2 separate regions of the Homo sapiens genome follow, and region 2 is linked to region 1. A link is a loop called in an ENCODE intact Hi-C map of the cell type or tissue named here. Cell type or tissue: heart left ventricle. All regions are shown on one strand. Links, peaks and the distances in the headings refer to the core of each region. The heading gives the core; the rest is flanking DNA.

What was found. A loop is a pair of places that touch in the nucleus more often than their neighbours do. Peaks named below come from ENCODE experiments on the same cell type or tissue, not always from the same donor. Only the 100,000 strongest peaks of a DNase experiment are listed, where the experiment ranks them.
Region 2: it touches region 1 in a loop (2.3-fold over the local background); 6 of 110 quality-filtered maps call a loop at or near these places.

The regions. Positions count from the first base shown.
Region 1 is chr20:38,889,402-38,901,055 of GRCh38, reverse strand. It overlaps PPP1R16B (protein phosphatase 1 regulatory subunit 16B), which reads right to left. Exons shown (of 11, transcript NM_015568.4): 3 at 11,391-11,461; 4 at 5,346-5,491; 5 at 372-475. Among named protein-coding and RNA genes, the nearest start is that of FAM83D, 31 kb to the left of the region's middle. RefSeq lists an enhancer at 6,932-7,890 and a silencer at 8,254-8,454. In heart left ventricle, for the core only: CTCF peaks have their summits at 6,864 and 7,070 (motif pointing right); DNase peaks (open chromatin) are centred at 7,065 and 7,376; H3K27me3 peaks cover 699 bases.
Region 2 is chr20:38,784,465-38,796,118 of GRCh38, reverse strand. It overlaps LOC124904902 (a long non-coding RNA gene), which reads right to left. Exons shown (of 2, transcript XR_007067584.1): 2 at 9,283-9,779. Among named protein-coding and RNA genes, the nearest start is that of PPP1R16B, 15 kb to the left of the region's middle. In heart left ventricle, for the core only: a CTCF peak has its summit at 5,479 (motif pointing right); no DNase peak of the experiment used is centred there.

The DNA.
Region 1 (11,654 bases), core at 2,340-10,339:
GCAGGCACCCTCCAGTATTCTTGACTTTATTATTGTCCCACATAGGAATATATCTTTATGGTGAACATTTATTGAATCAAATTGTCACAGCTGATGAAGATGAGACAAGGCCAGCTGCGGCCACCTGCGTGTGTGGGTGACACGAATGAGATCAATACCTCCCTTCTGCGCAGCATGTTTTCCAGGGTCCTCTCATGTCCTGCTCTTGATAATCACACAGATAAGGATATGAATGGGGACCCATCCTATTCACTGAGCACAGCGCACGAGGCAGGCCGATGCGTAGCTAATCTGTTCGCCTGCATTGATTTAAGGGACGCTCTCTGCAACTCTGTGCTGTGCTCACTTCATAGCAGGCTGCCCTCCCTTACCCTGGTATGCCATGCAGGTCTCGATGACATCCAGGGTGGGTTCATCCTCGCAGAGGTCATATGGCATGTTCCCATCCGAGTTGACAGCAAGCAAGTCGGCCCCACTGCAGAGAAAGAGGCAGGGTGAGGGCCAAGTAGGTGTGGCTAGGGTTGGTCTAGCTGCCTCTGCCCTCTGGCCTCTCGCCTGCAATCCTACTGTACAACCCGGCACTCAAAACCCCACCAAGGTGTACCCCAGCAAGATGATGCTTGGATCTGCCTGACACACAGCCCAAGAGCACGACAGCTTCAGGATCCCAGGGTCCCAGGTGGGAAGAGACCAAAGTCCCAGGACAGCTATCCCAGAAGACCTCCCTAAGCCTTTCACTCTGTTGAACCAGCAGGCAGGGACTTAGGGACAGATATAAAAGTCCTCCTGGTGACAATAACAAAAATCACATTAATGGCAGCAGCACCACTTACCAGGCACTTGCTTAGAGCCAAACCTGATCTAAGCCCCTTTTGCAGGCATCCTTTTATTTAACCCTTATAATAGCTCAGGTTAATACTGTTGGCCCCATCTCACGCAAGGGGAAACAAAGACTCAGACATGACCGGGCACAGTGGCTCAAGCCTGTAATCCCAGCACTTTGGGAGGGCGAGGCGGGCGGATCACCTGAGGTCAGGAGTTCGAGACCAGCCTAGCCGACATAGAAACCCTGTCTCTACTAAAAATACAAAAATTAGCGGGGCGTGGTGTGGGAGCCTATAATCCCAGCTATTCGGGAGGCTGAGGCATGAGAATTGCTTGAAACTGGGAGGCAGAGGTTGCAGTGAGCCAAGATCACGCCACTGCACTCCAGCCTGGGTGATAGAGCAAGACTAGAGCAAGTTTAAAAAAAAAAAAAGACTCAGACAGGTTCGGTCACTTGTCCAAGGTCACACAGCTTGGATACAGTAGAGTCCAGACTCAAAACCAGGTCTCTCATATTAGTTCTTTTTACTTCTCCATGTTCTATTTCATTTTTTGCCCATATGCAGAAACATCCTCAGTTATATTCCACCTCCTCCAAGTCCCTACTCAAAAGGCTGATAGTACAGAGGTAGAAGAATGGAGACCTGGGACTCCTTGGAAGAATTTACCCTTTGGGCCAGTGGTTCCTAAGAATGGCCCTGGATGCCATGTGGCAGAATTACCTGGGGACCATGGGAATAAAATGCAGCATCTTGGGTGGGCTTCACTCCAGCCCTCCTGAAAGAGTCCTTGGGGTAGGGCATGGGAATCTGTTTTAAACCCATGCCCCAGGTGATTGTAATACCGATCAGCTTTGGGACCCACTGACCCAGGCTGGCACCACTTTCCTTGTCCTCTTAGCACCATCACTGATCAGGCTGTGGCCATCTGATGCTCCTAGCAGAATTAGCCATACTCAGGTTCCCATCAGAGACATAGGCACAGGCCACCATCCAGTCCTTTGGCCTAACAGCCCTCCACTGTGACTTCTCTGAGCTTTCGTACACCCCAGAGCAAGTTTATCCAGCTCTCTGAGCTGGGGCAGCAGTACTGTCATATCCATCCCCCCGGGAGCCAACGATGGGCTCCTGCCGCTCTGCCAAGACCAGTGCAAAAGGTTACCTGCCCTGGGCCACTCTCTCTGACTCCTTGCCCTCAGATGATCAGCCCCCTGGTCTGGCTCTGTCTCAGCTCTGGTACTTAAAACCCCTGGCTTTCTTCCTGGCTCCCCAGGACTTCTGCATCCCTGTGTGCCCAGTGCCCAGCTCTGGGTGATACCAATTATTATTTAGGTTGGTGCAAAAGTAATTGTGGTTCTTGCCATTACTTTTAAGAATCACAATGATTGTTGTTGTTGTTGTTGTTGTTGTTGTTGTTGTTTTGAAACAAGGTCTTGCTCCATCACCCAGGCTGGTGTGCAGTGGCTCAAACTCAGCTCACTGCAACCTCCGCCTCCCAGGTTCAAGCAGTTCTCCTGCCTCAGCCTCCTGAGTAGCTGGGATTACAGGCGTGCACCACCACGCCCAGCTAATTTTTGTATTTTTAGTAGAGACAGGGTCTCACTATGTTGGCCAGACTGGTATCGAACTCCTGACCTCAAGTGGTCCACCCATTTTGGCCTCCCAAAGTGCTGGGATTACAGGTGTCAGCCACCTGTAATCTCCAATGATGTTTTTTGCAGACTAGAATAGCTTACTCTAAAATTCATAGGGAATCTCAAGGAACCTGAATAGCCAACACAACCCTGAAAAAGAAGAACAAAGCTGGCGGATTCACACTTCCTGATTTCAAAACGAACTCCAAAACTCTAGCATCAAACAGTGTGGGGCTGGCATAAAGACAAACATATAGACCAATAAAATAGAATAGAGTCCAGAAACAAACCCTCACATACACGGTTAAATGATTTTAGACAGGGTACCAAGGCCATTCAATGGAGAAAAGACCAACCATCTTTCCAACAGATAGTGTAGGAAAATTGGATATCCGCATGCAAAAGAATGAAGTTAGATCCTTACCCAATACCATATATAAGATTTAATTCAAACTGGACCCATGACCTAAATGAAAGACCTAAAACTATAAAACTCTTAGGAGAAAACATAGAACAAAACCTCCATGATAGTGGATTTGGCAGTGATTTCAAAGACATCCTATAGAATGGGAGAAAATAGTACGTCTATCTGATAAGGGATTCATCTCCAGAATACATAGAGAAATCCTAAAATTCAATGACAAAAACCCAACCCAGTTCAAACATGGACAAAGGACTTGAATAGACATTTCTCCAAAGAAGACATACAGATGGACAACGGGCACATGAAAAGATGCTCAACGTCACTCATCACGAGAAAAATGCAAATCAAAACCACAGTGAGAGACCACCTCACATCTACTAGTATGGCTACTAACAAAAAAGAAAAAGCAGAAAATAGCAAGTGTTGGTGAGGATGTGGAGAAACTAGAATCCTTGTGTACTGTTGGTGGGAATGTAACATGTTGTGGAAAACAGTATAGCAGGTCCTTAAAAAATTTAAAATAGCATTACCATACAATCCAGCAACTCCACTTCTGGGTGTATAACCAAAGGAATTGGAAGCAGGATTTCAAGAGATATTTGTACACTCATGTTCGTCACAGCATGATTCACAATAGCTAAAACATGGAGGCAACCCAAGTGTCCATCAATGAATGGATGCATAAGTGAAACGTGGTATAGACATACAATGGAGTACATTCAGCCTTAAAAAGGAAGGAAACTCTGACACATACTACAACATAGATGAACCTTGAGGACATTATGCTAAGTGAAATATGCCAGTCAAAAAAAGACAAATACTGTATGAATCCACTTCTTGTTTTTTTAAGATGGTGTCTCACTCCGTCGCCCAGGGTGGATTGCAGTGGTACAATCTTGGCTCACTGCAACCTCAGTCTCCTGGGTTCGAGCGATTCTCCTGCCTCCACCACCTGAGTAGCTGGGATTACAGGCGTGAGCCACCACACCCAGCTGAATCCACTTTTCATTTATTTATTTATTTATTTGAGGTGCAGTTTTGCTCTTGTTGCCCAGGCTGGAGTGCAATGGCATGATCTCAGCTCATCGCAAACTCCGCCTCCTGGGTTCAAGCGATTCTCCTGCCTCAGCCTCCCAAGTAGCTGGGATTACAGGCATGCACCACCATGCCCGGCTAATTTTGTATTTTTAGTAGAGATGGGACTTCACCATGTTGGTCAGGCTGGTCTCGAACTCCCGACCTCAGGTGATCCACTTGCCTCAGCCTCCCAAAGTGCTGAGATTACAGGCGTGAGCTACCGTGCCCGGCCTTTCTGAATCCACTTCTATAAAGTGCTTACAGTAGTCAAATTCATAGAGACAGAAAGTAGAATGGTGGTCGCCAGGAGCCAGGGGTAGGCAGGGAATGGGAATTACTGTTTGATGGGTACAGAGTTTCAGTTTTGCGAGATGAAAGTCATTCTGAAGATGGAGAGTGGTAATGGCTGCACAACAATATGAATGTACTTAATACCACTAACCTGCACACTTAAAATGGGTAAGATGGTATTTTATGTTATATGTGTTTTATCACTATAAAAAATTGGGGGGAAAGGGAGAATGAAAGGAGAAGAGAGAAAATAAAAAGAGACTGGAAAATACAGAGACAGACCAAGAGTGAAGGAGAGACAGAGATAGAAGAAGAAAAGAGCAGAACAGGCACACAGAGATGGGGAGAGTAAAGGGGAACTGAGGGGAGGAGAGGGTGAGAGGTAGAAGCAGAGAGAGAGATGAAGAGAGGATGTGGGGAGAAAGAAAGTGACAAGCACCAAGAGAGACTGAGAAAGAGTGACAGAGAGAGAGAAAAAAAGAGAAAAGAGAGGAAGGAAGAAAAGCAGAAAAGGAGGGAAGGAGGAAGGGAAGAAAGAAGAAAGGAAGGGAGGGAGAGAGGGAGGGAGGCAGGTAGGGAAAAGAAAGGGAGGGAGAGAGGGAGGGAAGAAAGAAGGAAGGGAGGGAAGAAAGAAGGAAGGAAGGGAGGGAGGAAGAAAGAAGGAAAGGAGGGAGGAAGGGAAGAAAGAAGGAAGGGAGGGGAGACAGAAGAAAGGCAGAAAGGGAGGAAGGGAGGGAAGAAAGGAAGGGAGGAAGGGAGAAAAGAAAGAAGGAAGAGAGGAAAGAAAGAAGGAAGGGGGGAAGGGAGGAGAGAAAGAAGGAAGGAGGGAGGGAGGGAAGAAAGAAGAAAGGAGGGAGGGAGGGAAGAAAGAAGGAAGGAGGGAGGGAGGGAAGAAAGAAGGAAGGAGGGAGGGAGGGAAGAAAGAAGGAAGGAGGGAGGGAGGGAAGAAAGAAGGAAGGAGGAAGGGAGGAGAGAAAGAAGGAAGGAGGAAGGGAGGAGAGAAAGAAGGAAGGAGGGAGGGAGGAGAGAAAGAAGGAAGTTGGAAAAAGACAAGAGGTGGAGGGAGGCTGCTCTGGGGCAGGGAGGGGCACGTACTACTGAACGAGGATCTTCACCAGGTTGATGTGGCCGCAGGTGGCTGCAGCATGGAGAGGTGTCCACAGCTCGTTGTCCTTGGCGTTCACATTGGCACCATGGGAGAGGAGCAGCTTCACAATTTCCTCAAAGTTGTCGATGCAGCACTGGGAGAGACACACAGGCAGAGTCAGCTCCAGGCAGGGCACTGGGCCCCGGGCCCTGGTCAGGACACACCAGGTTCCCCGCAAGAGGCCATGAGGAAGACTGTGGAAGGCCTGTTTGAATCCAGCTCCATGATGTTCACACTGTAAGCATTGCCCTTGACCTTGAGCAAGCCACTTAACCTCTCTGGGCCTCAGTCTCCTTGTGAGTAAAAATGAAGTTAATAATATGTAAGATAAAAATATACAGGTAAAAAACACTCTGTCAGCTATAAAGTGCTTTGCAAGTATCAGTGAAATGGGACAAAATTTTGAATGAGGTTTTAAAACGTATTTTTTAATCCCAAAAGGCTTTCTCCAAAGAAAATTATATGGAGAACTCTCACTTAGATGACCAGTAAATTCAAACAGGATTGGTTGGGTTGAGGCAGGGGTGTGTGTGTTGGGAGGGTGTCCCCTTTCCTGGCAGTGGCCTCCAAAGCGGTTTCAAGATCATAGCTTGAAACCTCTGACTTAGGAACCTCTGACCAGGTAGCTCAGATCTTGGGGAAGCCTTCAGGTAACCAAGACTCCCCCTGAAATAATCCAGCTCAACGTGAGCATTCTAGGGGTCCTGATAGTCCCTGCGAGGAGACAGCCATGTTTGTGTTCCTGCCTACATGCTGCAGTGATGGCACGTGGGGCAGCCCCAGTAAGGGGGAAGGGCCAGCAGCCTGCAGCCTCCTAGAGAGAACGCAGGCTCCAACACAGGTGGCCCCCAGGCTCCAGGGACAGGGAGGAAAAGATCCCAAGGAGACAGAGGAGCGTCAAGCTAGGCACCAGGATGGGAAAGGCCGGGAGAGAGGAGAAAGACAGGGAGCCACTTTACAGACTGCGGGATGAAACTCTTCCCTAGAGGTGACCTCTGCGAAAGCCAGCAGGGGACACAGCAGGGCTCACAGGCTCAGCCCTGCCCACCCAGATAAGGGCTTGGGGCTTGGTCATCAGTGCAATGGGAGACATTGAGTTACACTACGAAGGGGAGCATGATCAGAATTGCTTTTAAAAACAACTGCTCCTCTGATTACACGTGGAGAACAGATGGTGTGTGTGCGCGTGCACGCCCACGTACATGTGTGCACGTTGGGAGGGGACAGTGAGGAGCTGTGTTGAAGCCACCCAGTTAAGAGATGATGGTGGCCTGGCCTCCAGAAACGACCACAGGGATAGAGAGAAGAGTCCAGACGCCAACAGAAGGAGCAGGAGCGGCCGTGGAAGCCCACGGCCCCAGGTGGCTGTGGGCGTGGGTGTAGGCGTGGGATGGGGCGGCACCACAGCCCCACCCCTATCCCCAGGGAAGCCAGGGCTCAGCGCCAGGACATGTGGGAAAGGAGCAGCCGTTTGCACAGATGGCGCCAGAGACCCAGGTTCTTTCTGCGCCAGCCGGTCTTTGCGGGGCGGGGGTGCGGGGGTGCGGGGGGGACGGTGGCTAGGTCTGAGGACATTCTCTCCGGACAGGCAGGGAAAGGTGTGACCCTGTAAGCGAGTGGGTGCTGCTTCAGACGGGCGGGAGAACCACGCAGCAGCACGGCGCGGCCGGCAGAGGGCGCCAAAGGCAACGAAGCGAGGCTGCGGTGGAAGGTGAGCATCTCCAGGCCTTCACTGGGAGATGCCGCTGAGGAGCCCCTGGGGTCAGGGGCAAGAGGGCCAGAAATCCAACCCCTAGAGACCGCAGGAAACATAGGGGGTGGAGTGGAAGCCTCTGGTTGAAGGGCGAGGGGACTGTGTGCCCAGATGGCAGAGTCTTGTGAGATAGATGTCCAGGGGCTGGACCAGTCTACACCTGGGAGACCCGGCCTGAATAAGGGCTGCGTTGGGGGCTGGGTGCAGGGGCGCACATGGAGTGGGTGGTAGCTGGTGGAGTGGGCGGGCCTCCTCCTCTGCTGCGGCCGAGGTGGGAAATGGCACCTGGCAGTCAGCCGCCTCCTCCCGCCTCCTCCCGCCTCCTCCCACTTCCTCCCTTCCCAGCTTCAATCTATCACCAGGTATGAATTGCACATCTCCTAAATCGCTGTCCCCACCCTCTGCCCTGGATGAAGTTTCATCATCTTTCCCTACCTCCCCGTCATTCCCCTTCCTAACACCCTCGACCAGAGAGAGCTTCTTCATTAATCTAATCATGTTGCTCTCCGTTTACAAACCTCTGAGGGCTCCCTGTTGCCAAGAGAAGAAAATCCACACTCCTTTGCCAGGCATGGGAAGCTCTTCTTAATGTGCCCCCATCTCCTTTGTTGCACTGGAGCTACAGTGACAATAGCAGTGATAACAATAGCAACAGCCCCGGCAGCAACAGTAATAGCATGTCACATCACATTGTCAATAACAATGTCTAATGCTTTCTGAGGACTTACAAGAGTCAAGCAGCTTGCTAAGCTTTGGCCATGCATTGCCTCATTTAATCTTCAAAACAAGCCTATGAGGATTGCTCTTTTTACAGACGGGGAAATGGCCCCTTTTATAGATGGGGAAACTGGCTCAAGGAAGCCTGGTGGTACAAGGTCACATGGAGTAAGATGAATTGAAATCCAAGCAGTCTGACTCCAAAGGCCCTGTTCTCAACCCTCTCAGTCTCACCACCTGCACCTCTCCCTGAGGCTCCCTGCTCTCTAACTGTGCCACATGGAACCCTCCAGACTCCAAACTTGAAATGCTGAGCCCCTTTCTCAAGGCTTTGCACATGCTATTCCCTCGGCTTTGAATGTTCTGCCTTATTCTTTTCTAGCTAGCAAGCTCCTACTCATCCTTCAAGACCCAGCTCAGATATCCCTTCCTCTTAGAAGTCTTTCTCAGTTCCCCTTTGAGTCGAGTCATCGGTTCCCAGTTTTAAGCTGCCACTGAGCCCCTGCCTATCTCCGTGCAAGGGCTGACCACACTGCATTACCTCTATTATTATTTATGTGCCTGTGGCCACAGCACACTCTGAACTCTGAGAGCAGGGACTCTGCCTAACTTACTTCTGGGGCCCTGTTCCCAGAAGACAGCTGGCATGGAGTGGGTACACAATAGGTATTTGTTGAAAAAATAAATGGAAGCTCACAGGCTAATGAGGGTGGATGTCTCCCTGAAAGGCCCCAACATGGGGCCCAAGGCACGTGTGGTGGTTGGGGTGAGGTGCGGGTTTCAGCTGGTCAGCCAGGAGCTTCATGCAGCTAAACTCGGAGCCTGGCGAGTTCCCGCCTCCCTGACCACGCATCCCCAGGGGCCCAGGAACCCACAGGAGAAACTGGTCCTGAGAAAGCAATGTGACCAACAAGGAAGAAGTTGAGGCACTATGTGAGGTGGCGGGAACCCCAAGCTAAAAAAAGGGTGCCACTTGAGAGTTCATTGCAAGCAGGGATGGCAACTCAACAGGGGACCTGGGGCTCAGAGAATTGCAGCTGTGGTGCCCACAGAGCAGTTAAGACTGCCTTGTTTCAAATCCTGACTTAAACACTCAATCACTGCTTGACCTTGGACAAAGAGATTTCACCTCCCCAAGTTGCACGGTATAATAAGACAGCCACTGTTTCTTTAAATCCAGTAAAATTAAATAAACTTCAAAATCCATTTCCTCAGTCACATCAGCCACATTTCGAGTGCTGTGGATCCGCGTGTGGCTGGTGGCTATTGTACTGTGCACTGCAGAAACACAGAACATTTCCATCATTGTAGAAAGTTCTATTGAATAGGCTGCCTCAGTTTCCTGAGCCATAAAACAGGGATGATAATATTTCTTTTTTTTTTTTTTGAGACAGAGTCTCACTCTGTCACCCAGGCTGGAGGGTAGTGGCATGATCTCAGCTCACTACAACCTCTGTCTCCCGGGTTCAAGCAAATCTCCCTACCTCAGCCTCCCTAGTAGCTGGGATTAGAGACACTCACCACCAAATTCCAGCTAATTTTTGTATTTTTAGTAAAGACAGGGTTTTGCCATGTTGGCCAGGCTGGTCTTGAACTCCTGACTTCAGGTGATCCACCTGCCTTGGCCTCCCAAAGAGCCGGGATTACAGGCGTGAGCCACCACGCCTGGCCTGGGGATGATAATATTTCTGAAGTTTGTTGTAAGGATAAAAATGAAATATATAACTGAAGTAATTTGCAGGGAAGTGGTCACATGATACATTTTAATAACTTTTAATAAATAATAATAATATTTATCCAGTATCGAGTGCTGCTTAAAGTTTTACATGTGTTCATTTAATCCTCACAACCACCCAATGAGATGGGTACTTGTTATTCCTCTTTTAGAGATGAGGAAACTGAGGCACAGAGAGCTTAAGTAACTTCCCCACAGTCACATAGCTAGTGGGTGACAGCTCCGGGCCACAAGCCTGACTGTCAGTCCTGACATCCTCACCTTTCTGGCACGCAGTAGGAGGTAGCCCACACATTTGATCCTCATGCCCATGGCTGGTGGGTGCAGCCCAGCCTTGGGAATTGGCATTTGGGTCTCCATTTCAGGGCAAGCTATAGCAGCCACCCGCTCTCTGCTCCCTAGTGGAGTCCCAGGCCCTCTAGGGTTCATGGAGCTGGGAGTCTGGGAGTTTCCAATGGCAGATGGAGTGGGGGTACTGAGGCAGCTGCCTGAGAGATGCCTGAGGCCCTGTGAGAGAGAAGCCAAGAGGACACACAGGGACCTGCCCCTGGGGCTTACGGGCAGGGCGTGGCCATTCTCTGTGCATCCCACCCCTGCCCTTGTACCGAGGTGGAGAGGCCCTCACCAGCCCAGGGTTCTGGTTGCCTGGCCTCTCACTCAAGTCCATCTGCTTAGAAACTCGGGCACAGGGAGGCTTTGGTGTGTTCATGCATTAATTCAACATGCACATATTGAGCACCTACTGTATGCCAGCATGGGGAAAGATGCTAGGACACACTCATAAGCAAGAGGTATGTGCTGTGCCCTCAGGCAGCTCAGCGTCTGAGTAGGGGAGAAGTCAACATCAAGTGATGACATCAATGGCTAAAATGACTAATTACGAAGGAAGAGGGCCTTCAGAAGACAAAGGGTATGTCTATCACAGCACAGCTCCCAGGCTCTTGCTGTGGACAGCAGCTAATGGGTGAAAGCACCAAGTGCTGTGGGAAGTGTGGTGGGGAGGAGCCCACTGGGTACAAGGACCTGAGAAGTTGGGTGGCTGGAGCCCAGAGAGCCAGGAGGCTTAGAAGATTGGTCATGAGCCCAGCCTCGTGCAGCCTTGTGCACTGTGGCAGAGTTTGTTCTTTATCCCCAGATTATGGGAAGACACCAGAGAACTTTGAGTAACAGGAAGAGATTTTTGGCTTAAGCATCCCCATGGCTGCTGCGTGGACAGAGAATTATGGCAGAGCCAGACTGAATGCTGGGGACCAGTTACGAGGCTGTAGCAGCATCCACGTGAAAGGTGACAGCCAGAGAAGCCATCCCCAGCAGGGAGGGCTGGACCCATCACTCTGCCTTGGAAAGGACATGTCATGATAGCACATGGCTCAAGACCATAAATCAAGACCATGTGACCTCAGGCAGGTCACATAAGTCCCGCCAACTGCCTCTGTCGCCAGGGTGGATGGGATGTCCTGATAAGTGTGAATGTGCTTCGTACACTGTCAAGCTCCAAACACACTTGCTTTCATGGGCAGGAGGGATGCAGTGAACAAAGGCTCCCTGTCCTTAGAGCCTGCATGTGCAGTCGCGTCTGCGGGCGCACACAGGGCTCTGTGGGATGGCAGTAACAGACACGCGTATCTCCAAAGTAGACAAGAGCCTTTCAGATGGGCCAGCTGCAGCTCCTCCTCCCTCCCTCATTCCCTCCTCCCTGAGGGTTCTGAGCAGGAAAGTGCCGAGAAACAGGGTACCTGTCCAGGTGAGGGGCAGGGAGCCCTGGAGCCCCAACGAGCCCGGCCTTACCTGGTGTAGGGCTGTGAGTCCGTCCTCATTGCACAAATCAGGGCTGACCTTATTCTTCAGGAAGTAGCGTACTGCAATAGGAGGGTACAGGAGTGAGCTTCCCGTTGCACACTGGGTGTGCAGGCATGCAGGGGCCCGGGTAAGACCCGCTCTCCCCCAGGCCTATGAAGAATGTAGTAACAACTCCCCATTTTACAGATGAGACAACTGACGCCCAGAATTTCCAAGAGGTAGATGCCACTGCCTATCTTATTATGGATAACA
Region 2 (11,654 bases), core at 2,433-10,432, 110 kb after region 1:
AAGCAAAAATGAGCCAAAATGTTAACAACTGGTGAGTCTAGGTGAAGGGGGTTCAGGTGTTCCTTGTACTTTTCTTTCCATTTCTCTAGATTTGATATTTTTCAAAATAAGAAAAATTGTGAGGGAATGCAGATTCTCGGGCCCTTCCCCTTGGCCATTCTGATTCAGCAGACCTGGATGAGGCCTGGGATCTGTATTTTTAAAAGAGTGCTCTGGTGATTTTTACCTGGGGTAAGTTGCCACCATCTCCAACATAGTGCCCAGAAGTCCCCCCTCAGCAACCTGTGCCGCTTAATGCCTTTGGTCTTCATGTGCCTACTGGGGTATTCCCAGCCCTGCAGCATATCTTGTCCCTACACCTGGCCTGCTGTTCCCTCCCTCTGCTTAGCCCCCAACCTCTTTCAGGTCTCAGCTCAACCATCACTTTCTCAGGGAAGGTTTCCTAGAGCCCACTCAGCCAAACCCCCTGGTAGTAGCTCTCATAACCCCAGGGACCACAGTTGTCATTTTGTACATCGTTGTGGCATTGAATATTAATCCTGCTTCTCCCATTAGACAGTGTTATAAGCTGAACTGAGTCCCACCACTCCCAAATTCCTATGTTGAAGTCCTAACCCCCAGTATTTCAGCATGAGACTGCATACAGAGATAGGGTCTTTCATAAGATGACTAAGGAGCTGGGTGTGGTGGCTCACACCTGTATTCCCAGCACTTAGGGAGGCTGAGGCAGGCAGATCACTTGAGGTCAGGAGTTCAAGACCAACCTGGCCAACATGGCATAACCCCATCTCTACTAAAAAATGCAAAAATTAGCCAGGCATGGTGGCAGATTCCGGTAATCCCAGCTATTCAGGAACCTGAGGCAGGAGAATCACTTGAACCTGGGAGGTGGAGATTGCGGTGAGCCAAGATCGTGCCACTGCACTTCAGCCTGGGCGACAGAGAGAGAGTCCATCTCAGAAAAAAAAAAAAAAAAGAATAAAAAAGAATAAAAGAAGGTGACTAAGGTCAAATGAGTTCATATGGGTAGACCCTAATCCAGTAGGACCAATGTCTTTATTAGAGGAGATTTGGAGGCAGATAAAAGACACTGTGAAGACACAGGAGGAAGACAGCACCTACAAGCCAAGGAGAGAGAAAAAGAAGGCAGCACTGCTGACACCTTGATCTCAGACTCCTAACCCCCAGAAATGTGAGGAAATTGTCTGAGCCACCAAGTCTGCAGTATTTTGTTATGGGAGCCCCAGGACATTGATCCAGTGAGTGCCACCCTGCGCTCTGATCAGACACCAGGCCTTTTTGCTTAACACGGATTCCCAGTGCCTAACATAGCCTGGCATATAGGAAGAGCAAGGACATTTTTATTTATTTTATTTTACTTTTTAGAGATAGGGTCTCACTCTGTCATCTGGGCTGGAGTGCAGTAGTGCCACGATAGCATCATAGTTCACTGTAGCCTTGAACTCCTGGGCTTCAGTGACCTTCTTGCCTCAGCCTCCCAAGTAGCTGGGACTACAGGTGCCATCACCACACCTGGCAATTTTTTTTTTTTAAGGCAGAGACTTGCTTTGTCGCCCAGGCTGGCATGCAATGGCATGATCTCAGTTCACTGCAATCTCCACCTCTCAGGTTCAAGCAATTCTCATGCTTCAGCCTCCCAAGTAGCTGGGACTATAGGTGCGCACCACCATGCCCGGCCAATTTTTGTATTTTTAGTAGAGACGGGGTTTTGTCATGTTGGCCAAGGTGGTCTCGAACTCCTGGCCTCAAGTGATCTTCCAGCCTCGGCCTCCCAAAGTTCTGGGATTACAGGCATGAGCCACCACCCCCAGCCACCTGGCTAATTAAAACAAAATTTTTTTGTAGAGATGGGGTCTCACTATGTTGCCCAGGCTGACTTCTAACTCAGCCTCAAGCCCTCCTGCTTGGACCCCCCAAAGTGCTGGGATTACAGGTGTGGGCCACTGTGCCTGGCAGCAAGAATTTGTTGTAGGGATGAAGTGACCCTGCTTTAGGAGGCTGGTGGAAGTGTTTGGAGGATAGAGAAATATACTCCTGGCATACATCAGGGCTTTAATAAACAGAGCTTGAAAATGCAGCAAGACAATATTTTGGAAATTACAAATGTGGGTTAGGTTTCCTTCCCTTCTGCATTTGTTTTGTTGCGCTGCTACTGTGGTTGCCCTCAGCTCTCACCCATCTCGCGATTGTCACTCTTTGCCTCTGGGGAAGGACAGATGCCAGCGACAGCAAACAAAATTGTTCCTCAGGCCTGAGTGGCAAAATTGAGCCTGGAACACCCACAGCCCAGGAGGCAGCCTGAAAGCCGAAGCGCTTTTCATGTGTTACTGCCTGGAATAAGAGAGGGAAGGTCTTTTGAAATTCTAGAAATCTATGCTTGGAAGATATGTCATCCCTCGGTATCTGCAGAGGACTCTGGTTCCCAAAATCAGTGCGTAAAATTTCAGGAGTCCTGCAGGATTCCGGCAAATATGGTATCTTCCATCCGCATTGGGTTGCAGATGCAGAACCCATCCATATGGGCAGCCTACTGTATTTATTGAAAAAAAAACAAAAACAAAACTGTGTTTAAGTGAACCTGTGCACTTCAAACCCATGTTGCCTAAGGGTCAACTGTACATAGGCAAAGCCTGAAGTGGAAAGGCAAAATGTTTATCCCCACATGACAGATGGGTTGAAGAGATGCTCCATTTCTGAATTATCAGGGAAATGTAAATAAAACAGATAGGAGGTAGAGGTCACATCCATCGGAAAGGCAAAATAAATATAAATAAAATAGTCTCTCAATACCGCGGTGGGCTAAGACTGTGTAAGTGGAACCCCATGGGGTAGGAGGAACCAAACCCTGGTGCAATCGTTTTGGAGGGAAATTTGGCATTATTTGGGAAAGTTGGGTACTCGCGTCCAGTAATACAGCAGCTCCACATTTAGGAACATCCAGCTAGGAGAAAACCTCCCACCTGTGTAGAAGACATGTCTAAAGATATTCATTAGGCCTTTATCTGCAAAAGGCCAGCAACATCCTAAATGCCTACCAAAGGGGGAATGGATAAATGGATTCAGGAGTGCTTTAATATCGCAGAATTCTAAACAACAGAGAGAATGAACAGAAATAAAGCTGCCTGCATCAACATAGATAAATCTGAAAAAACAAAATGAGTTGGGAAAAAATGCAAGCTGCAAATGAACACTTACAGTGTGATACTTTTATATTTATTTATTTATTTATTTACTTTTGAGATGGAGTTTCACTCTTGTTGCCCAGGCTGGAGTGCAAGGGCACAATATCGGCTCACTGCAACCTTCAACTCCTGGGTTCAAGCGATTCTCTTGCCTCAGCCTCCTGAGTAGCTGCGATTACAGGCACCCACCACCATGTCCAGCTAATTTTTTTTTTGTATTTTTAGTAAAGACGGGGTTTCACCATGTTGGCCAGGCTGGTCTCGAACTCCCGACCTCAGGTGATCCACCCGTCTCAGCCTCCCAAAGTGCTGGGATTACAGGCATGAGCCACTGGGCCCGGCTGATACTTTTATATTTTATAACCACAATAGCATGCATTTGTGATACCCAGATTTGCACTAGAGGCATAATAAATGATAGGCTGGCTGTCTTCACTAGCCCTACAGACCTAAGACTGTGTAAGTGGAACCCATTGGGGTGGGAGGAACCAAACGCTGGTGCAGTTGTTTTGGAGGGAAATTTGGAGGCCTGAGTAGCATACTTCATCTTGCTCTGCACTACTGTGGATGACACCATAGGAATTCCCTTGTCTTCTGGCTTCTTGTAGGAGATAAGAGGGCAGAAGTGAGGCCATGTGAGTTGGCTGTGTCCCTCTACTGAAGGCCACAGCTTCTACTGCTGACCTTCTTCAGGCTTTGGTAGGTGCTCACACCACTTGCCTCAGTTTCCCCATTCATAAAATGGGTATGATAAAAGTAACTATCTCCTAGGTGCATTATGTGGACTAGATAAGCATAGGCACTTGGCGCAGTGCCTGATAGGTTATAAATAACTCAGCAAAAGTTAGCTTTTATTGTTATTAATCACACCCTTTCTCCATTCCTACAAGGAACTCCTTCCCCACTGCCCCCCCTTTTTTTTTTTGAGGCAGAGTTTTGCTCTTGTTGCCCAGGCTGGAGTGCAATGGCACAATCTCGGCTCACTGCAAGCTCCTCCTCCCGGGTTCAAGCAATTCTCCTGCCTCAGCCTCCTGAGTAACTGGGATTACAGGCATGCGCCACCATGGCTGGCTAATTTTGTATTTTTAGTAGAGATGGGGTTTCTCCATGTTGGTCAGGCTGGTCTTGAACTCCCGACCTCAGGTGATCCACCCGCCTCGGCCTCCCAAAGTGCTGGGAATACAGGCGTGAGCCCCCACGCTTGGCCCCTTCCCCCCTTTTTAGACATGAAAATCTCATGGCTTCCCTTAATATTACTTGACATTCCAAAATACAGGTCTGAAAGCAATCCTTTTTCATAAAGCATGGGACTACATGTGCTTAGGAATTTCACAATTTTTTGAATTTTATAAATGCAATGTGGTGGGTGCATAGAGTCTATATCAGTGACTCTCATATGTGAGCGTGAGTCAGAATCTCCAAGAGGGCTTGTTAAAGCACAGAGGGCTGGGCCACACTCACTCCGTAGGTCTGAAGTGGGGCCTGAGAATTTCCATTTCCATTTCCCATTTGATGCCAATGCAGCTGGTCTCAGAACCACACTTTGAGAACTACTGCTATTTTACGACATCCTTAGAGGGGTCTAGAGCAGCACCCCCAAATCAAATATTATTATTTCTACTGTGGGCTGGGCATGGTGGCTCACACCTGTAATCCCAGCACTTTGGGAGGCCGAGGCAGGCAGATCACCTGAGGTCAGGAGTTTGAGACCAGCCTGGCCAACATGGTGAAACCCAGTCTCTACTAAAAATACAAAAATTAGCTGGGTGTGGTGGCGGGTGACTGTAATCCCAGCTACTGGGGAGGCTGAGGCAGGAGAATCACTTGAACCCGGGAGGTGGAGGTTGCAGTGAGCCTAAATCGTGCCATTGCACTCCAGCCTGAGCGACAGAGTGAGACTCCGTCAAAAAAAAAAATTAAAAAAAAAATCTTACTGTGAAATGTTAATGAAAGACTATAAATAGCCTTAAGCCAGTTCGGATTAGATTTAGCTACTGAGTAAGCTTTTATAAACTGATGCAAACGCTTTGAGTTTGCAGAGAATTTTGGATTTTGGAAGAGTGTAAGGGATTGTAGACTTGTAAATGAAATTTCATGACCAAAGATGAAAGCATATTAAAAAAAGTAATTTTCGAATATGCTTTTTAAAACTACACTTGATCCACCACCATCAGGGATTATGAATGTGGAATGAATGAATGAATGTGAATAAACTCTTAAGGAAGAAGAAAGGGCGAAACAGCGGGTCTTGCATAGTTTCTATTGGCCACCAAGTGGCAGTATCAGGTCTCTCTCAAAGTTCGGGAGTGCTCGGGAGAGGGGCGTTCTACGCTGTTACGTCAAAAACAGAACCAGGCTGTGGGTAGCTGCTCCATCTAGAAGAGCCCTTGGGAGATGCTATTGCTTTGTATCCAACTACTCCAAAACTTAGAGGGGTAAAACAACCATTTCATTATGCTTATGAATTCTGTAGGTCTGAAATTTGGAAAAGGTGAAGCAGGGATAGTTTGTCTTTTCCACATGTCCCGGGCCTCAGGTGGAAATACTTGTTGGCTGGGGGTGACTCACCAGCTGGGGGTGGGGACGTGGAGGGGGGGGTGACTCAATAGCTGGGAGCTGGAATCATCCGGAGGTGTCTTCATTCACCTGTCTGGGTATTGATGATGGCTGTCAGCTGCAACCCCTACCAAGGGTCTCTCTGTGTGGTCTCTCCGTGAAGGCTAGCTCAGGCTTCCTCACAGCATGGGCTAGCCTGGGCTTCCTCACAGCATGGGCTAGCCTGGGCTTCCTCACAGCATGGCAGCTGGGCTAGCTTGGGCTTCCTAGTATGGTTGCTAGGCTAGCTCAGGAACAACATGGCAGCTAGGCTAGCTCAGGCACAGCATGGCTGCTGGGCTAGCTCGGGCTTCCTCATAGCATGGCGGTTGGGCTCAAGTGTGAGTTTCAAGGAGAGGAGAAATAGGACACCCTTTGATGGGAGGGATGTCAAAGTCAATATATTCGTTTGCTAAGGCTGCCATAGCAAAGGACCACAGTCAGGGTGACTTAAGCAACAGAAGTTTATTCCTCAGAGTTGTAGAGGCAAGAAATCCAAGATGGGGTGTGGGCAGAGTTGGTTTCTCCTAAGGACCCCCTCCTGGGCTTGCAGATGGCTGTCTTCTCACTGTGTCCTCACATGGTTCTTCCTCTGTGTGGCACATGCCTGGTGTCTCCTCTTCTTATAAGAACACAGTCATACTGGATTACAGCCCCACCCTAACGCATTCATTTTAACTTAATCACCTCTTTTTTTTTTTTTTTTTTTTTTTTTGTCGAGACAGAGTCTTGCTCTGTTGTCTAGGCTGGAGTGCAGTGGCATGATCTCGGCTCACTGCAACTTCTACCTCCTGGGTTCAAGCGATTCTCCTGCCTCAGCCTCCTGAGTAGCTGTGACTACAGGCACACACCACCACACCCGGCTAATTTCTTTTGTATTTTAGTAGAGATGGGGTTTCACCGTGTTGCCCAGGCTGGTCTCGAACTCCTGAGCTCAGGCAATCTGCCTTCCTCGGCCTCCCAAAGTGCTAGGATTACAGGTGTGAGCCACTGCGTCCGGCCAATCACCTCTTTTAAGGCCCTATCTCCAAATGCAGTCACATTCTGAGGTACTGGACTTCAACGTATATATTTGTGGGAACATGATTCTGCTCCTAACAGCCACATTGTCAGACGATCATGTGATATATAGGCGATATCTGTCTTGGGAAAATGCGGTCTGCCATGGCACCCGTCCTCGAGGCACACTGCACACACCGATGGTGTCGCAGTTGGTCATGCACATCATTCTCAATCCTACCTCCACGCCTTTGGATGCACCGCTCTCTCTGCCTGGGATGCCCTTCCCTGCCCTCCTCTAACAGGCCACTCCTAGTCACCTATCCAGAGCTCTCTGCTCATCCAGAACATCCATGACCCTGCCTCCTGTCACCAATGTCAGGGACCATGATGTTTATCACCACTCTTATCACACTGATCACTAGCACCACCATTTATAGACTGCTGCTTTGTGTCAGGCTAAGCTCTTCTGAGCTCCTTTGATTCTCACAGCAACCCTGTGAGGTCCATTTCACAGATGAAGAAACTGACAGTCAGAGTAGGGGAGTTACTAGCCCAGGACCACAGAAGAAGGAAATGGCAGAGTGAAGACTTGAACCCAGGTCTGCCTGGTTTGAGAGACTGTGTTTGTCACCTCTAGCCACAGGGCCTCTGAAAGCCCTGGCATTGGTTAAGCCCCCTCCTCTGTGCTATGCTAGCCCCTGGTTTAATCCTATCAAAGCACCAATCCCCTCATTAATGCAGGTTGCACCAGCTCTAGTCTCACCTGCCAGGCTCACTTGCTTATGCTTGGGCTGTCCCAGGGAAGGTCTCACCTGAGCTTAGACATAGGCTGAGGGCCAAGCATGCATTGTATATTACATGGCAACGTCATGACATTAATGGAGTCCAATGGACCACACTTCCTGACATCCACGCCTATGCATAGCCCCCTCTCACACTGACTTGGGGCTTGTCCATGTGACTTGCGCTGGCCAGTGGGCCATCAGCAAACATGAGGCAGGCAGGAGCTTGGGATGCTTGTATACACAGGGCCTGGTTCTCTAGGAACACTGTCACCTTGTGAATAAAGTCGGAGTAGACTCCTTAAGGATGAGAGGCTACATGCACGGAATAATCCAGCCACTCAACCTGTTCCAGGAATCCCAGCTGATGCCCCAGACATGTGAGTGAGGCCACCTTGGACTGCCTGCCCCTGTTAAGTTCCGTATCACTATAGACATATGAGTGACTCTGGCATGACCAGCAGAAGAACTGCCCAGCTGAGCCCAGCATGAATTGCTGAGCCACAGAATCCTGAGCAAATACAATAGTTGTTGTTTAAGCAGCTAAGTTTTGGGGTGGGTGTTATGCAGCAATAGATAACCAATCCCCTGCTGTGTGTCCCCTTCTGCTCCAGCGCCCTTCTTAGGCTTCTAGAGGGGCCTCGCTGCTGCTGCCGGTGTCCACCGCTCAAGCACTCCTGCCGTTCCCAAAGCAGTCAATATTTGAGGCACCAAGCCCCTCTCCCCAGTTCTGGTGCCCCCTTGGGCCTGTTACAGCCATGCTCACTTGTAGCTTGTGCCTTAGAGAACTCTGCTCTGAAACATCCTCAGGTGAGGCTGGATCCAGGGTCTCACATGATGTCCTTGGGGCTCTGTGTTACTCAGCTCTTGGCTCTGCTAGATTCTGCTGGGATTCAGTGTGCAGACAGGGTTTCCCCACATAGTTGCTGTGGTCCACCTCCCACATGTTAACTCAGTGAGCAGCTGGAGCCCTCGGGCAGCTTCCATTCCCTTGCCTGGCTATGGGCCTGTAGTGGAGGCTTTCCAGGTGTCCACCTCAGTGAAAAAAAGCCCTGAAGTAGAACCTCAACAGAGTTAATGGTGGCAGCTTTGCCATTTCTGACCTCCAGCCTGGGGACAGGCAGGAAATGATTTTGCAGTCAAGACCAGTGTAATAGTAATAGTACCATAATAATCACTTTACTTTCCTGCTATGATCCTCTACTTAATACAAGGATATTACATATTTTACCCTTATTTTGGTATATTTTGTTTATCCTCATATTCTTTTTTTACATGATAGCATGCTATATATATAATATATGATATATATTATATTATATATTACATATATTTTATATATAATATATATTATATATATATATTTTATATATTTTTTATATATATATTTTTAGACAGAGTCTTGCTCTGTCACCCAGGCTGGAGTGCAGTGATGCGATCTTACCTGACTGCAATCTCCACCTCTCAGGTTCAAGTGATTCTCGTGCCTCAGACTCCTGAGTAGGTGGGATTACAGGTGTGTGTCACCATGCCTGGCTAACTTTTTGTGTTTTTAGTACAGACGGGTTTCACCATGTTGGCCAGGCTGGTCTCAAACTCCTGGCCTCAAGCGATCCACCCGCCTCAGCCTCCCAAAGTGCTGGGATTACAGGTGTGAGCCACCACACTTGACCAATAACACACTGTTCTTTAATTTCTTGTTTATTTTTATATTAGCATGACCTTTATTATCTTATTATTTTATATTTTTAAAATCCTTTGGTCCATCAACTTCATTTATAGTAACATCATTTCCAAATACATATTTTTGCAGGGATACTCTTTGCAGTGCTATATGTAACAGAATAAACTTGGAAACAGATTTATTCAAATGCCATTCAAAGATAGAATGATTAAATAAACCATGGAATGAAATATAATAGAATACTATTCAAATGTTTAAATGAATGAGTTACTTCACAAGGAATGTACAGGAACTATATGACTAAAACTTTCAAAGGCTATTATGTGCCATGAGACTTGAATAAAGGAAAAAGTCATATCCATTTTTGGCTAGAGGAGTCAATTGAAGAAAAGATACCATCTTTCTATCTTTTCATCTATAATTTTAATGGGATACAAACAAACATACCAACAGGATTATTTTGGATCTTGACAAGCTGATTCCAAAGATCATGCAGGGAAATCAAGAAAAGTTCTGAAAAAGAAAGAGAAATGCGGGAGACAAACTCTGCCAGATCTTAAAGTGTATTATAAAGTGACAATAATAAACTGTTCATTGCAAATTCAGAAATAGAAAGATGAATGGAGCAGAAGAGCAAGTCTGGAAGTAGACCACAATATTTAAGGTCATTTAATAAATAATAAAAGTGGCATTTACATTAGTGGAGAAAAGACGGATTACTCACTAAATATTGTTGGTGCAACTGGCTAGTCGCCTGAAAAGAAATTCAGCTGGAGACTTACTGCAAATCTTTGCCAGGATAAATTCCAACTGGATAAATAAATTATGGTACATGCATACAATAAAATACTACAAAGCAATGAAAATGAACCACAGCTACACACAACATGAATGGATCTTAAAAACAATGTTGGCCGGGTGCAGTGGCTCACACCTCTAATCCCAGCACTTTGGGAGGCCGAGGTGGGTGGATCACCTTAGGTCAGGAGTTCGAGACCAGCCTGGCCAACATGGTGAAACCCTATCTGCACACACACACACACAAAAACACAAAAATTAGCTGCGCATGGTGGCATGCCCATGTAATCCCAGCTACTTGGGAGACTGAGACAGGAGAATCACTTGAACCCGAGAGGCAGACGTTGCAGAGATTGCATCACTGCACTCCAGTCTGAGCAACAGAGTGAGACTCCGTCTCAAAAACAAACAAACAAACAAACAAAAAACAATGTTTAGGGGCTAGGTTCAGTGGCTCATGCCTATAATCCCAGAGCTTTGGGAGGCCAAGACAGGAGGGTTGCTTGAGCCCAAGAATTTGAGACCAACCTAGGTAATAAAAGGAGGCCCCTGTCTCTACAAAAAATAAAATAATTAGCTGGGCATGATGGCACATGCCTGCAGCCCTGGCCACTCAGAAGGCTAAGGTAGGAGGATCACTTGAGTCCAGGAGTTTGAGGCTGTAGTGAGCCTCAAACTCATGATTGTACCACTGCACTCCAGCCTGGCTGACAGAGTAAGACTCTGTCTCAAAACAACAACAACAGAATAATGTTTAGGGATGCATAATGAGGTAGCAACATGATAAGGAACATGAAATAGAATACCACTGACATCAGTACAATGGTCTCTTCTAAGGAGGAAGGAGTGGATTTTAATGAGGGAAGATGGATCATACTGGAGGCTTCTAGGGTGGCAGCAGTATTCTATTTCTTGACCACAGAGGGTGGTGGTCATGCAGGTGTTCATTTAGCCACAGTTGTTTGGGTGTACATTTATGTTTTATATCATTATATGTGTGTATGTATTACCAAAAAGGATTTTTTTTTTTTGAGATGGAATCTTGCTCTGTCACCCAGGCCAGAGTACAGTGGCATGATCTTGGCTCACTGCAACCTCCACCTCCCGGGTTCAAGCGATTCTTCTGCCTCAGCCTCCCAAATATCTGGGACTACAGGCCCGCGCCAGCACACCTGGCTAATTTTTGTATTTTTAATAGAGACGAGGTTTCACTATATTGACCAGGCTGGTCTCGAACTCCTCACCTCAAGGGATCTGCCCGCCTCGGCCTCCCAAAGTGCTGGGATTACAGGCGTGAGCCACCGTGCCCAGCCCAAAAAGGATTTTTAAAAAACCACATATGTGAAAAGAAAACGTAGGATTTTTTTTTTGTTATCTCAAAGTGAGTGAGGCCTTTTAAAGTATGACATAAAACCCAAAAGCAATTTAAGTCCACGAAAAGAATCTGAGTGGAAAAACACCCCAACAAAGTTAAAAGACAAATACCATCATAGGAAAATGTTTGCAATTCTCATCCGTTTCTTAAGAGAAAAGAGCCAAGGAGGCCGGGCGCAGTGGCTCACATCTGAAAACCCAGCCCTTTGGGAGGCT